2 separate regions of the Homo sapiens genome follow, and region 2 is linked to region 1. The links are chromatin contacts, found by Hi-C in ENCODE. All regions are on one chromosome and are shown on one strand. Each heading gives the region's core, a stretch centred on a gene start or an enhancer-like site at or near the end of the contact. The rest is flanking DNA. Distances are from core to core; before and after follow the strand shown. Region 1 holds the start of APLP2 (amyloid beta precursor like protein 2). Region 2 overlaps ZBTB44-DT (ZBTB44 divergent transcript).

Region 1 (7,120 bases), core at 101-2,600:
GAGCGAGTGCCACAGTGGGAAACATCCCTCTGAGCAATCAGAAGCGATATTTCAGCCGACTGAGCCGAGGAACAGTGAAAACGCTTCCAACAGGCAGATGTTGGGGAGAGGACATTGCAGGCGCAGAAGAGTGTTAGGAAGGGCTGTGAAATGGAAAGGTGTCGTCTTGGAGGAATCGGGCAGAGCCAGTTTACCCACAGGGAACTGGGCATGTAGGGGAGAGTGGTGCAGAATAAGGCTGGAAAATCCCGAGTTCTTACAGGCGCACTCGTCTACTCCGCGGACAGTCTCTTCCTTTCTATTGTCAGCGTCCTGGGGGTAGGGTTGTGTTATGCATTTAGTTGAACCTGAAGGGACTAGTCCAGGTCTCTCAGAAGGCAGTACCTAACTCACAGGCGACTGAAAGGAAACAAGGCCAGCGGAGCCCTGGCGGTGGCGAGGCTGTGCCAATTGCTAAATGGGGCAGCAGGACGTTTTTCTCTACTGAAGTGGCAATGCCGCGGAGCAGGAAGGCAGAGTAGCAGGTCTCCCGCTAGTGCGTCTCAACCGAAGAAGCGGCGTGATCTCTTCCTAAAACACACGAGGAAGGGGGCCTGGGCTGTGAGGCCGGCGTGGTTCTTGCACCCCTGGTCTCTATCCCTGCCTGGGCAACTGCTGGGAAGGAAGGGTCGGCAAGAGGCCTAAAGACCGGAGGCCAAGGGTGCGGAGCGCGGCCGGACTCAGAGGCGAGGACCCGGCGGAGAGGCCTGGGCGGAGCAGGGCGGGAGAGGCGCGCCCTGAGTAGGGCTCGGGGGAGGACGATGGCTGCCTCCTGCGGTCCTCCCCCTGCCTCGGGGGACGGCCCTTGGCAGACCGTCCCGGACTCCTAATTCATCCTGTTTTTAATAAAACCATTTCCAGAATCAAAAAGAGGGCGGTACCCAAAGGAGTCTGAAGAATGCCCAGCAGGGGCAGGGGAGCGGGGCGTGCCCGTATCGGGAGGCTGAAGGCTGACGGACCAGCGCAGCAGGGACAGATAACCGCGCCGGGGGGCGGAGGCCAGAGCCAGCCCCGCGCCCACAGGGTTGCGGCCCCAGACCCGCCGCGCGCACGCCCCCGCGCCTGGCGGCCACAGGGTCCGGAGCGGGGGCGGGGCCATCCGCGGCCGGGGGCGGGGCCGGGCGGGGGGCGCGCGGTTGGACCGGGCGGGAGGAGCAGGCTCTTCCATCTCCTGATTGGGTCTGGACCGCAAGGGGGCGGGGTCTTGAGGGGTTCTGCGGGCCGGCATTGGGAGCCGCAGAAGGAGGGCGTGGTAATATGAAGTCAGTTCCGGTTGGTGTAAAACCCCCGGGGCGGCGGCGAACTGGCTTTAGATGCTTCTGGGTCGCGGTGTGCTAAGCGAGGAGTCCGAGTGTGTGAGCTTGAGAGCCGCGCGCTAGAGCGACCCGGCGAGGGATGGCGGCCACCGGGACCGCGGCCGCCGCAGCCACGGGCAGGCTCCTGCTTCTGCTGCTGGTGGGGCTCACGGCGCCTGCCTTGGCGCTGGCCGGCTACATCGAGGTGGGGACCGGGCGAACGCCGGAGAGTCGTCTCCTTCGCCCGCCGGAGGAGCGCGGACTGCGGGCGGGCAGCGGGGTCCGCGGCAGGGCGGGCCGGCGGTGCGGCGCCGGGGGTCCGGCTCTGCGGCGGGTCTGGCGCGCCCTCCCCCGCCCGTCCCTGCTTGGCGCAGTGCTTAGCGCTGGAGGTCGGGCTGCCTCAGCCGCCGCAGAGGCCAAATGAAAGGCGTCGGGGCTGCTGGGGGCGGCCGTCCGCCTCGGCCGACCCAGCCCCCAACCCGCCCGCGGCGCCGCCACCTCCTCCGGGGACCCAGTGCCCCCGGGCGCCCGCCCCGCCCTCCCCCGGGACAATGCCAGGGCGCTCCTCTCCCGCCGGAGTCCGCGGCTGGGCTTTCTCCAGGGGCGGCCCCGCGCGGACCCCGTACGCTCCCTCGCGCGGCACCGGGGCCTCGGCTCCGGGCCTCCCACCTGCGAGCGGCGGGCTTCGCCTTTGTTGCCAGGTGGACGCGGCCCCGGCCTTCGCGCGCGGCAGGGATGCTGCGAGCCCCGGGGGAGCTCCCGCGCCAGGCCGCCCGCTGCTCCCTCTGCCGCCTGGGGCCGGGTCGCGGACGCGCATTTTTTAAGTGGCGCTGTTTGCCTGCGTCCGTAGACCGAGGAAACCCGCTCTGGGTGCGTTGACCGCTTTCGTGAGGGTTTCAGTGAGTAGGGAAGGTGCCCGCGAAGGCGTGTAAACTGTTGGAAAAATCGTCCTCTTCGGGTGTCAGAATTCCATCAGTGGTTGTGCTTCGAGGTCGCACCCTGAGCATCCCCGCTGCGAGAAAGGCGAAGCGGCAGGGCCGGGGGTTGGGGAGGCCGCGGGAGGGGGCGGGGGCGGCGGGGTCCGCGGTGCGGGCCGGAGCGGGCAGCCTTGGAGGAGCCCTGCTGTGGCCGAGGGAGACGGCGAGCTTGATCTTTACTTCCCTTCTCGAAGTGGTGCTTGAACTGCTGGTCTGGAATGTGTAGTTCTGGTGTCGTTTATTTCTTCTCCCTCTTCGCTCTTTTAAAAATTACAACTGGTTTCTGCATACTTAGCTAATTTCAGAGAGACCTGAAGACTGGATTTGATTGGGCATTAATTGAGAGCTTTCTTTTAAAGACCTCAGGTTTAGAATATATTTACTTCTACAGAATGTTCAAGTATTTCCACGGGTAAAAATAAATCTAATAAAAAGCCTCTCTGATGGAACGGCTTAACACCTTTGTATTCATCCAGTTTAAAGCTTTGTGACTGTGAGGGTAAGAAAGGAGTTCAGCTTTAAAGAGAAATAGTTAACGTTTATCTACAGAGGATTTTGGATTGCGATTGTTTCAGTGTGTCCACACAATGGTCAGAGTTGTATCTGTGATCCCTGATATGTCGCATGAAAACAGCTAGGTGAGTGAGATGGGAAGAAAAAATAAAGGCTTTCGTATGGAAGATGGGACTTCACTAGTGGGTCGGGTGTCAGAAACCATCGTTCACACTCGCACTCCACTTCCCACTGCTATGACTAATTTGAGGCATTAGTGAATTCACAGTAGAAGACTCAGCAGTTTTAAAGAATTCGTTAATACTTGTGTAGCGGGAAAAAATAATATGAGAATTCATTGTTGTGTGTTAAATTTGATTGTTAGCCACAGCGTTGTTCAGTTGAAAAGTATGGTTGAAGAAAGTAGGAATTAAACATTTCTGAAAAATGGTTTTATGGTAACTCCTGTTCTTTGGAGCTGTATTTTTGCTCACACTTACTAAATGATCTTTCAAGGGGCCTTTTGTCAAGCTATCAGAATTTTATTCATATGAATATAATTTGATTTTGTTTATTTGCTGTCAGGCAAGGGACTGTCGAAGCTTAATTTAGATGAGAGTGGCCTAAATCAGGATGTCTTTGGGAAGGCCCTGATTGAGATTAGCGAAAGGGATTCTGGCCAAATCCCTGATCAAGTTGCTTGGCACAGAATTATTGATTGGCAAATCTTTAGTGTTGCTTGGTGTTGACTGAATTAATCTCTTACACCTGTTTAAAAAGAAAAAGCTCACCTCTGGACTCAGGGTCACTTCCTCTCTTAAATCCGAGACAAGTTCTCCTGTGTGCATGCTCCCATTTGGGACTGAGACAGTATTGTGCTGAAACCCCGCATACTGTGCAGTGGATGACTAGGCTCCTGAGAACCGGAACTTGAGTTTGTTCTGTCACATTTGAAAGAAAGAAGGCCATTTGATTGCCAGTTTTCTGGAAACTCAAACCCAAATTAAAGGATGTCAACTGAGGCAGAGTAGAGAAGGCTTTGTGTTGGTGTTTCTGACAGGTGGTATGGGAGATGTGTAATTGTACCTTGGAGAGAAACCTTGGTGTGCTTCTGATAGGAATATCGTCTTTTTTTTTTTTTTTTTTTTGATACGGAGTCTCGCTCTGTCCCAGGCTGGAGTGCAATGGTGGGATCTCTGGGCTCACTGCAACTTCCGCCTTCCGAGTTCAAGCGATTCTCCTGCCTCAGACTCCCAAGTAGCTGGGATTGCAGGCGCCTGCCACCACGCCCAGCTAATTTTTGTATTTTTAGTAGAGACAGGGTTTCACCATGTTGGCCAGGCTGGTCTGGAACACCTGATCTCAGGTGATCCACCTGCCTCGGCCTCCCAAAGTGCTGGGATTACAGGCGTGAGCCACAGCGCCCGGCCCGTTATTTTTATCATAACTATGTTTTAAAAATCTTTTGATAAATACGATAAACTTCAGTTTTATCAATTAGTTCCTCCTTTTGTAGAGGGAATTTGTTTTACCATCTAAAGCCAGGCTTTCCCAGGGTGTAGCCACAAGCCACATGTGGTTATTGAGTCTGTAGGGTGACTAGTGTGAATGAGGAGTGAATTTTTCATTTTATTTAATTTTAATTAATTTAAGTTTACATTTAAAATCTGATTCAGTGGTTGGAAAACTTTTAACTGAAATAATTTGGTTATGCGAATTTACTTTTAAACTGTACATTTTATGAAATCTAAATGTAGATCAAGTATTTCCTATGAAAATTTAGCTTCTGAATTGAGATGTACTGGAAGTGTAACATACACATCAGATTTTGAAGATTTAATACAGAAGAATTAAAATCTCAATTTTTGTATTGACTAAATTGAAACAATACTTTAGACATGGGCTAAATAAAACATTAAAATTAATTTCACTTGTTTCTTTTCACTCTAATATGGTTCCTAGAAAATTTAATACTATGTATGTGGCTCACATTGTATTTCTGTTAGATGGTGCTGATTTAAAATTTTGCTTAAAGTTGGTCCTGCATATGTTTTTATTAGCAGAATTTTTTAATATGTTCCTATATTTTTCCACATAAAGTCTTGCTGGAAGTTGGCCCAACATGCTCTTAAGTATTTTTGTTAGAACAATTTTGAATGTGTTGATTTTTAAACTTTTTCAATTAAAAATGTTTTACTTAGAAATAACTTTAATCACCAGGCGCGGTGGCTCACGCCTGTAATCCTAGCACTTTGGGAGGCCGAGGTGGGTGGATCACGAGGTCAGGAGTTCGAGACCAGCCTGAGCAACATGGTGAAACTCCGTCTCTACTAAAAATACAAAAATTAGCTGGGCGAGATGGCGTGCGCCTGTAATCCCAGCTACTCAGGAGGCTGAGGCAGGAGAATCTGGGAGGTGGAGGTTACAGTGAGCCGAGATCACACCACTGCACTCCAGCCTGGGCAACAGAGCGAGACTCCATCTCAAGAAAACAAGAATAAAAAAAAGAAATAACTTTAATCTTATAAAAAATGCAAAAATTGTACAATTTTCTTACCCTTTACTCAGATTCACCAATTGTTAACATTTCTTCTAGTCACATTTGCTTTACTACTGCATTTTTTGCCAAATTATTTGAGAGTAAGTTGCATACGTCGTCCCCCATCCCCTTTACCCCTGAGAACTTCAGTATATATTTTCTAAGAGCCAAAGACATTGTCTTACATAGGCTTAGTACAGCCATCAACCTAATGAAATTTAACATTGATACAATACTTGGATCTTATCTGCTGTCGGTTTTCTAGTTAGTTTGTTGACCCAATCATGTTCTTTATAGCATTTGAAAACATGTTTTGTTGTTGTTGTTGTTGTTTTGTTTTTCTTTTTTGAGTTGGAGTCTCACTCTGTCGCCCAGGCTGGAGTGCACTGGCATGATCTCGGCTTACTGCAACCTCCGTTTTTCAGGTTCAAGCGACTCTCCTGCCTCAGCCTCCAGAGTAGCTGGGACTACAGGAGCCCACCACCATGCCTGGCTCATTTTTATATTTTTAGTAGAGACAGGGTTTCACCATATTGGCCAGGCTGGTTCCAAACTTCTGACCTTGTGATCTGCCTGCCTTGGCCTTCCAAAGTGCTGGGATTACAGGCGTGAGCCTCCACACCTGGCCCCTTTCAAGATTGTTTAATTCTGTTTACCCTTACTAAATTTTGAGGCTTTTGGATTTTCTTTCTAAAATAACAGAAGAAGAATTCTATAGGTAGTACATATTCATTGTAAGAAATTTAAAAGTACAGATAACCAATAAGAAGTGAAAAATGACCTAAAATCTTATTCCCCAGGGAAACCTTACTGTAATATTGTATATACCCTTCTGTTAATAGATAGGTCATGTACATAAATTTTATAAAAATGGCACATACTGCATATTGAAGCCAGCACCTAACAATGATTATTTCGAATTATGCTAACATGAACTACTCAAAGAAAATAATGTTTTCCGTGTGACAAAAAGTAGGGGTAAATCTTTGTACAGTAATTGTAGTTTCCATGGAGGGGCCAGTTGAGAGAGAATTCTAAATTGCCTATAATTCAATTTTCATGGGTTGATTTTTAATGAGATAAACTAGATTACCTTGAAGTTTAATTAAATTTAGTGTATTGTACCTTGATTTATGGCCTAAGATGGAAAGTGGACTATGTAGGCACATTCAAGCAGAAATGAGTTCCAGTCCTTTGTGTCAAGTACAACTAATAATTGCTTTTGCTGAGGGAATTTTTCTTACCTAAGCATCGTGAAGTCTTTATTTTTATTTTTTATTTTTTGAGACAGGGTCTCACTCTTACCAAGGCTGGAGTGCAGTGGCGCAGCCATGGCTCACTGCGGCCTCAAACTCCTGGGCTCAAGTGATCCTCCTGCCTCAGCCTCCCGAGTATCTAGGAGTACAGTGCATACCACCACATTCGGCCAAGATCTGTTTTTCAAAATGAGATCTTTTAAAACATAACTAATCTATTTTTTTAAAGATGAAGATTAGAAAATTAGCTGACTTTCATTTGTAATTCATCCTACTAGTATTTATTAAACCTGTTACATGGTTCTGTGCTAGATGCTAAACAGTACAGTAGTAAAACCAAATGTGGATAGTGCTTTTTACTTTGCGAAACACACTCGTGTATGATTTCTAGGCCCTAACCCCAGAGATTGTCGTTGAGTACCTCTGGGATGCTCAGTTTCAAAAGCTCCCCGGATGATTCTAATGTGCAAGGAGAGAAAAACAAAACAAAGTCTTTGGGTAATTTATCTCCATAAGTCCCTA
Region 2 (7,120 bases), core at 2,983-5,482, 330 kb after region 1:
TGCCTGAAATCCTAGCACATTGGAAGGCTGAGGCAGGAGCATCACTGGAGCCTAGGAGTTGCAGTGAACTATGATTGCACCACCACACTCCAGCCTAGGTGACAGAGCAAGACTCTGTCTCTTAAAAAAAAAAAAAAAAAAAAAAAAAGATAGGGTATAGGTGTAACAGCTGGGAGGAAGAGAGTGAGTTTGACTTTGAGCAAATTGAGTCAGGTGGGAAGTTGGAAACATACCCAGCCTGTGCAGAAAGGAGTTATCACAGCGGGCCTGACACTGCTGTTCATAGAAACACCTGCCTGCAAGGTTGGCCCTTGGCTGGCATCTGGGAACTTGGCTCTCAGAGCATCCCTAGTTAACAGTTAACTGATAAGGTGGTTCCCCATGGCTAGACTGTCTGTGCAGACAACACAATTTATGCCAAACACCTACTTTCCATCTGAGAGTCTAGGATTTTGCTAGGCAGAGGGTGCCCATGTGACCAGACCCCAGTTAAGACCTTTGGGCACTAAGTCGGTACTGGGCTTCCCCAGGCAGAAATGTCACACGTGTGTTGCTGCATTTTTACGGAGGGACAGTGGGCTCTGTGGGACCCTGGTGGTCGGAAAGAGCATAAGGAAGCCTGGCATGGGTTCCTCTAGACTCTGCCTGTGCCTTGACCCCTTATGATCCAGCGTGTGTCCTCACCACAGCAAAAGGATAAAGCCTCGCCATGAGCACAGCTGTGTGCTGAGTCCCAGGAGCCCTTCCAGAGAACCTTCAAACATGAGGTAGGCATGGGGGCCGCAGACACACAGCCTCTGGATTTAAATTTGGGAGTAATCAGCAGATAGGAAAAAATGGAAACCATAGGGGTGGATGGGATCAGCCAGGAAGAGTGAACAGAACCCAGAGGAACTCAACAACTTAGGGATAACAAGAGGGAGAGGGCATGCAGAGGAGGCCAGGATGCAGGCACAGGACTGAGGCAGGTCTGTTGGACTTAGCACAAGGTCATCGATGACCTTGGCAACACAGTCCCGTGGGCAGTGGTGTGGGGAGCTGGCTTGTTAGGGCGTGAGGAAGGGAGCAGTTCTCTCAAGTATGACTGTGGAAGGTGCACAGAGGTAGCAGAGAGAAATATGGGGAAGTGGAACATATTTTTCAAAGGGGAAAGGGAACGTGATCATTTTTTTTCTCTGCCTGCTTTATGGCAGGCTGTCAGCTAGACACGAGTGATGCAAATGAAGATGAGATGTGGCCTGGGACTCACAGTGTATGGTCCAGCAGCAAAGACAGAAGGAAGGGTGCTGAGTGTTTGAAAAGTGAAGTGCAGGCAGGGCATGGTGGCCCATGCCTATAATCCCAGCACTTTGGGAGGCCGTGAGGCGGGAGGATCACTTGAGGTCAGGAGTTTGAGACCAGCCTGGCCAACATGGTGAAACCTTATCTGTACTAAAAATACAAAAATTAGTCAGGTATGGTGGCGGGAGCCTGTAATACCAGCTACTCAGGAGGCTGAGGCAGGAGGATCACTTGAACCCAGGAGGCGGAGGTTGCAGTGAGCTGAGATCGTGCCGCTGCACTCCAGCCTGGGCAACAAAACCAGACTCTGTCAAAAAAAAAGCTAAGTGCACAGCAACATGAGGGTGCTTAACCTAACCTGAGGGTTTCATTGAGGGTGTGACCTTTAATCTGTGACCTGAAGAATAAGTAGGACTATGTTAAAGTGGGGAGAGAAGAAAGAGGAAAAGGAACATTTCCGGAAGAGGGAAGAGTATATGTGATGTTTGGAGAGAGAAGTTGTGTGCTTTGGAAGAGCAGCAGGAATTCAGGGAGCGAGGGGAGAGTGGAGAGACATAGCTGTGAAATGCGGGAGTGAAAAGACACAGCACCTGCGAACACCGATGGGGAGCTGTCAGCAGAGAGGGAGGGGCTGGGTCTTTGGGAAGGGAGGGGATGGTGGAGGGGCTGAGCGCCTTGAGAGGGTGGAGGGCTGCAGTATTGAGAAGGGATTAGTTTTGACAGTGGGAAAATACCTCTCATGTAACAGAAACAGAAGGAGAAAGGATAGATTTTAAAAAGGATGGATATACAATGGTTTTCAATTTATGATGGTTCAGCTTACAATCAATTGTTTGACTGTTCGATGGGTTTATCCCAATGTAACCCGATTGTAAGTGGAGGAGCGTCTGGGCTTAGGACGATTCAACTTACACATTTTTGACTTTACAATGGATTTATTGGGATATTAAACGCATTTTAGTCTTACGATATTACCATGGGTTTATTGGGGATGTAACTCTGTGTAAATTGAGGCGCATCCGTAGCTACCAGCAAGATTTCAGGATTCGTGGTAAGAAACGAACAGGGTTTTTAAAATTACGATTTCATTTTCTTGTGTTTTTTTTTTTTTTCCTCACCCTGTCCTGCTTCCTGAGATCTGACACATTTGTAGGCTAGGCTTTCGGTAATGTAACTCCAGATGGAGAAGAGGGAGACATTTTTTCACATCCTAATGCACCAGGGATAGGCTAGCAGGAGGCCACAGTTAGTACTGTGCAAAGCCTACTCTCTTAGGTATGCTGTCCTTGGTCCTGTCCCTGTGAGAGATTTTCCCCCTTCCCCTCACCCACCTTTGGGATCTGAAGAACCATCTCCATCTAACAGTGAAACTAGAAAGAACCGAGGGACTGACAGACCATGTCAGGGCCACACCCAGGACTCCAAACAGTGGTGGAAACTGAGGGGCCAACAAGGAGGATGAGGTAGAGAAGCTGGGCCATGAGGGAGCCTGGGTGTGTATTTATTTATTTACTTTTGAGAAGGGGTCTGGCTCTGTCACCCAGGCTGAAGTGCAGTGGTAGGATCACAGCTCACTGCAGCCTCGACCTCCCTGGGCTCAGGTGATCCTCCCACCTCAGCCTCCTGGGTAGCTGGAACAGCCCTGGCTAAGTTTTTTATATGTTTTATAGAAACGAGGTCTTACCATGTTGTCCAGGCTGGTCTCAAACTCTCGGCCTCAAGTGATTTGCCTGCCTCAGCCTCCCCAGATGCTGGAATTCCCGGCATGAGTCACTGTGCCCGGCGTATTTTTCTTTTTCTTTGTTTTTTTTTGTTTTAGACCTAGGTGTTTAAATCTCATGATGTACTGTGCCCTTCAGAGAGCTGGAGGATTAATTTAATCAGGGGGAGGAGTTATCTTCTGAGTCTTCACTCTCCTATGGACTTGACAGAGATTGAAACATGCCTGTTGAATCCAAAATAAGAGAGAGTTATAATGTTCCTCTAGATTCGTGTCTATACGTGGCCCGTTAATGGTGAGCTGGTGTCCCCTCTCCCTTCCATGATAAGAGATACGGTACTGGGCTCCACTTAGCAGTGGAGGTGAGTTTGTTCACTCACAGCGAAGCGTGGCATGGGGATGAGCTGGAGGAGCATGGGAAGCGCAGAATAGTTCTGTGGACAACCATCGGTATTGCTGAGAGGGGGTCTGCTCGGGTTGCTGGACAGTTTCCATCAAACGCTGTAACTTTATGGTGGCACCAGTGTGCTCAGGGCTGGGATTCCCCCGGGGTGTGGATCTGCTTGTAGCAGGATGACGTGAGAGGTGAGAGGTGGGGAGAGGGGAATGGGTGCCGTGTGAGGCTCTGCCTGCTGAGCAGCACAGAGAGTCTGTGGGGCAAGGGCAGTGAGAACACTGGCAAGATTGAGGTGGAGGCGCTGAACGTGGAGTCCAAGCAGCTCAGGGAAAGCTGAAGACAGAGGAGCAGGAAAGATGGATGGGGGAAGGACACGTGCGGAGGCGGTCAGGGCATGGGGAAGGATGCATTTATGGGAAAGATCTGGGAAGATGGGAGATTGTGGTTGAGGAGGAGGAGATTTGATGTAGGACTTCAGAGGTGGAGCAGTTCTGAGTAATGAGCAGCTTCAGAACGTGGCTTCAGGGCAGCCTCGTTGAACCTTGTCACTGATGGGACCCTCTCTTCCATCCCATGTCCACATGGCTTCTCTCCTTGCAGCCTCTGACGCACCTCCCCCGCAGCTACCCTTTTCCTATTTTCTGGTCCAGCAAGAGGAACTCACAGCATCTTTTCTTACTTCCGGAGAAATTCATTCCACATGTGTCTGATTCATTCGCGTTTACAGAAACTTGAAATTTCCAGTGTCCAAAAACCCTTTCAACTATTTTTTTTCTTCCCTTTCTTAGAAACAGGAAGTTGTGTTTGGCTGCGGACAAACTCTCTCAGTGCCCCTGGGACTTACAAGATGTTTGGAATGAGGAACGGTGAGGTCTGGGGAAGGCTTCTTTCCTCTCTCCTTTCCTGGGGCGATTCGCATCTGCCAGGGCTGGGCTGGGCAGCTCTGGGGGCTGGAAGGCCAGCCGGAACCTTCCTGTCTCTTTCTACTGAGCCCCAGGCCTGAGGGAAAGTATGTTCTAAAGAGACAGGTGGCTTTCTTGCTCTCTGCTTGTCATTACGGTTCAGAATGCACTTGTGCACTGGTGTCATGTCTCTTCCCAGTACTTGAGCAGTGGCTGTGATGAGTCCCTTGATCTATTTCAGGGGGTGTGGGCTGGCCGGCACTCAGTTTTAAGCAAGTCCTGCTCTTTCCAAAGTGGAAGGTCAGAAAAACTCCCCACCTGAAGAAGAACGAGCCAGGGAAGTGTGGTACCAGCTGTTTAGGACCACACCTATTGGTTACGTCTGGCCAGGTCATTCTGCAGTGTTGACCTGGAAAGCACACAGGTGCTTAGGAGGGGCTGGCCAGGGGCAGGGAAAGTGTGGGAGTCACAGCCCACCCACTCCGTTCGCGGGACCCTCCAGTTTTTACTGTTGCTCGTTGTGTTCTCCTGTGTTGTTTAGAATGTTGTCATATGTACGGTCAATACAACCACAGTATTTGTCGCATTAGTGATCACCAACATTGAGCCAATGAAGACGCTGGCTTAGATGGGTGACTTCTTCTTTCCCACATTCCACATGCAGCTCTCCCAATGCGAGCTCAGCGGAGGCCCCCAGAAAAACGTGGGGAGGAGAGTTTTCCCCATAAGACAGACTGTCCTTCAGCCCCGGCCACCAAAGAGGAGTAACCCGGGCCTGCTGTTCTCTGGGACTGAATGCGGCTGCATCCTTCCCTTCCTCTGCTTCCTGTCCCGGTACTTACTGACGGTGCACATGCGGGGCTTGGGGAAGCTGAGTGTCTAACCGCGGTGCAGCTACGGATGGGAAATTCTGGGCAGGGACGAGCCTGTCTTCACCTGAGGAATTCCCTCCCACATCACACAGGGCAGAGTGGGAGTGGAGGAGGGCAGAGGACACGTCTCAGGGCCAGTAACCTAGGCTTATAGAAGACGTCATCACCGTCCTCATGATGTTCACCCCGTCTCCTGTTTTTTGGGGCCATGTGTTCCGAAATGTAGCTTCAACTCATCATAGGGGCAAAAAGAAGTGATGAGTCTGTGGCAGCAGAAATCTGGGAATCCAAGGGTCGTGCTACATCTAGTCCTCTTTGATAAATTCTGCCTTCCTGTTCACATTTTTCGAGAAACCATTTTGAATTCCCAAACAGCAAAGGAAATGCTGCAGGTTCCTGGAGGGACCTGGTGATCTGGGGCAGAGCACACGGAGTCGAGATTGCTGCGGGGTTCACGAGCCTCCCCTCCTGGGACCAGGGGCACCTGGGCAGGGTAGTCTGCACCACGCAGGAAAGCCCAGTACACGCAGCTGCTCAACGCTGCAGACGCCATAGCGCAGGGCTGACAAGGCCTCCCTCTTTATCTGCCCTGGACCACAAGTGGAAAATATCAAGACAAAGCAAAAGCCAGTATCCCTTAAGAACTTTCCAATTGTTCTTGTCATTTGTAGTTTTGTTTTTTGGGGGGTGTGGGGAGGGAGGGGTGGTTTGAAACAACTCCGGAGCACACTCCAGAGGAAAACAGGAAGGGTGACATGTTTGGACACCAGAAAAGAGGAAGAGTCCTCACTAAGAGGGTGACTTGGTTAAAAAGTTCAAGCACAAAGGATGTAGAAGCAGGTGGATGTCATCAGAGAACAGATGCGGATCTAGTGAGATGGGTCCTACCACCCCTGGAATATGTTCCTGGGAGAGGGGTGGTCTGCTAGAGTGGACTGGGAATAGTAATATTGCATACTTTTGTAAATTCACAAAACCCTCTGATCTGTGATAGAGGAATAAAGGGCAGAGGATAAACCCCAGATAAAGATTCACTTATCTTAAAAATGAAAGGTTGGAAATTAACTTTATGCTACTGTACCACCTTCGAAGTATTTCTGGCAGGTGCCTGGAGGATTCAGATTAATGACCAAATTACCTGCCAAGTCAGGGCCTCCCATTAGAAGAGAGTACCAGTTTCCATTAGGAGCACTAGCTGGAAAACACAATCTTTCAGCAGAGGAAATACAGTCTTCTCTCCTTCTCTGGGTGCACAGAGTGGTCGTGGTTGGCTGGGGCAGATAATGGTGTGGTCTTCCTCTGCAGATCTGGTTTCTGAGTCCCTGGGCTGCAGCTGTTGAATTTCCAGACACAAACAAGTATGCGTTCTGAGAGCCTCGCCGAGCCCACACAACCGGGAGAGCCAAGCTGGATTCCATTCTGCTTTGCACATCAGCAGCTCTGCTGCCAGCTGAACTCCAGGGCAAAAGCTGTGCCTGGTAATGATGCAGGCAGCAGGGATGGCACAGCTGGCCTGGCTTAGGCCGTTAAGGGGGACACGCTTGGCCTTATTTGGGGGAGAGCGAGAAATGGAAGGCGATGAAGAGTTGCGGAAGCATACATCAGCCTCCACAAAACTGGTGCACAGCAGGGAAACAATCTGGTTTTGCTAGTCATCAACAACATGCCTGTGTGTGTGCCTGTTTATGCTTAGGTAAGCCCAGCCTCCCACTCGCTGAAAAGAGTAGGCAGACAAGAAGGAGTGACCAACTCTGAGTCAGCTGTCATCGTGTAGAGAGCAGCTAAGGGGAACAGTGGGGCTGGAATCTCATGGCCTTGCCTAGTGCCCCTACAGCATCCTCTCTGCCCATGGTGCCAGATATCTGAATGGGAGGACAAAGGGGGCACAGGTGGTGAAAAAAACCAAGATGCACATTTGGGTATTTTCCTTCTTTTGCTAGAATGTCAT

What was found. Hi-C counts contacts between places; a loop is a spot of excess contacts on that map. Pooled maps may share reads with other maps.
Region 2: a loop to region 1 is called in a map of ascending aorta, with 10 times the contacts of the local background. The contact joins the enhancer-like site here to the promoter of APLP2 in region 1. A Hi-C loop is called at or near these places in 2 of 168 maps with a recorded cell type or tissue (ascending aorta and sigmoid colon) and 5 of 50 pooled maps.

The regions. Positions count from the first base shown.
Region 1 is chr11:130,068,544-130,075,663 of GRCh38, forward strand. APLP2 (amyloid beta precursor like protein 2) reads left to right here and starts at 1,351. Exons shown (of 17, transcript NM_001142276.2): 1 at 1,351-1,539. The coding sequence starts at 1,435. LOC107984432 (a long non-coding RNA gene) reads right to left here and starts at 1,106. Exons shown (of 2, transcript XR_001748444.2): 1 at 921-1,106; 2 at 1-570. RefSeq lists enhancers at 42-542, 543-1,043 and silencers at 960-1,189, 1,580-1,709, 1,780-2,239.
Region 2 is chr11:130,396,824-130,403,943 of GRCh38, forward strand. It overlaps ZBTB44-DT (ZBTB44 divergent transcript), which reads left to right. Exons shown (of 7, transcript NR_148980.1): 5 at 690-767; 6 at 4,187-4,264; 7 at 6,478-6,834. Among named protein-coding and RNA genes, the nearest start is that of ADAMTS8, 28 kb to the right of the region's middle. Within about 2 kb of position 4,233, at least 7 of the 41 ENCODE cell types and tissues checked have a DNase peak (open chromatin) inside an H3K27ac peak, as active enhancers do; they include ascending aorta, where a contact is called at or near this core.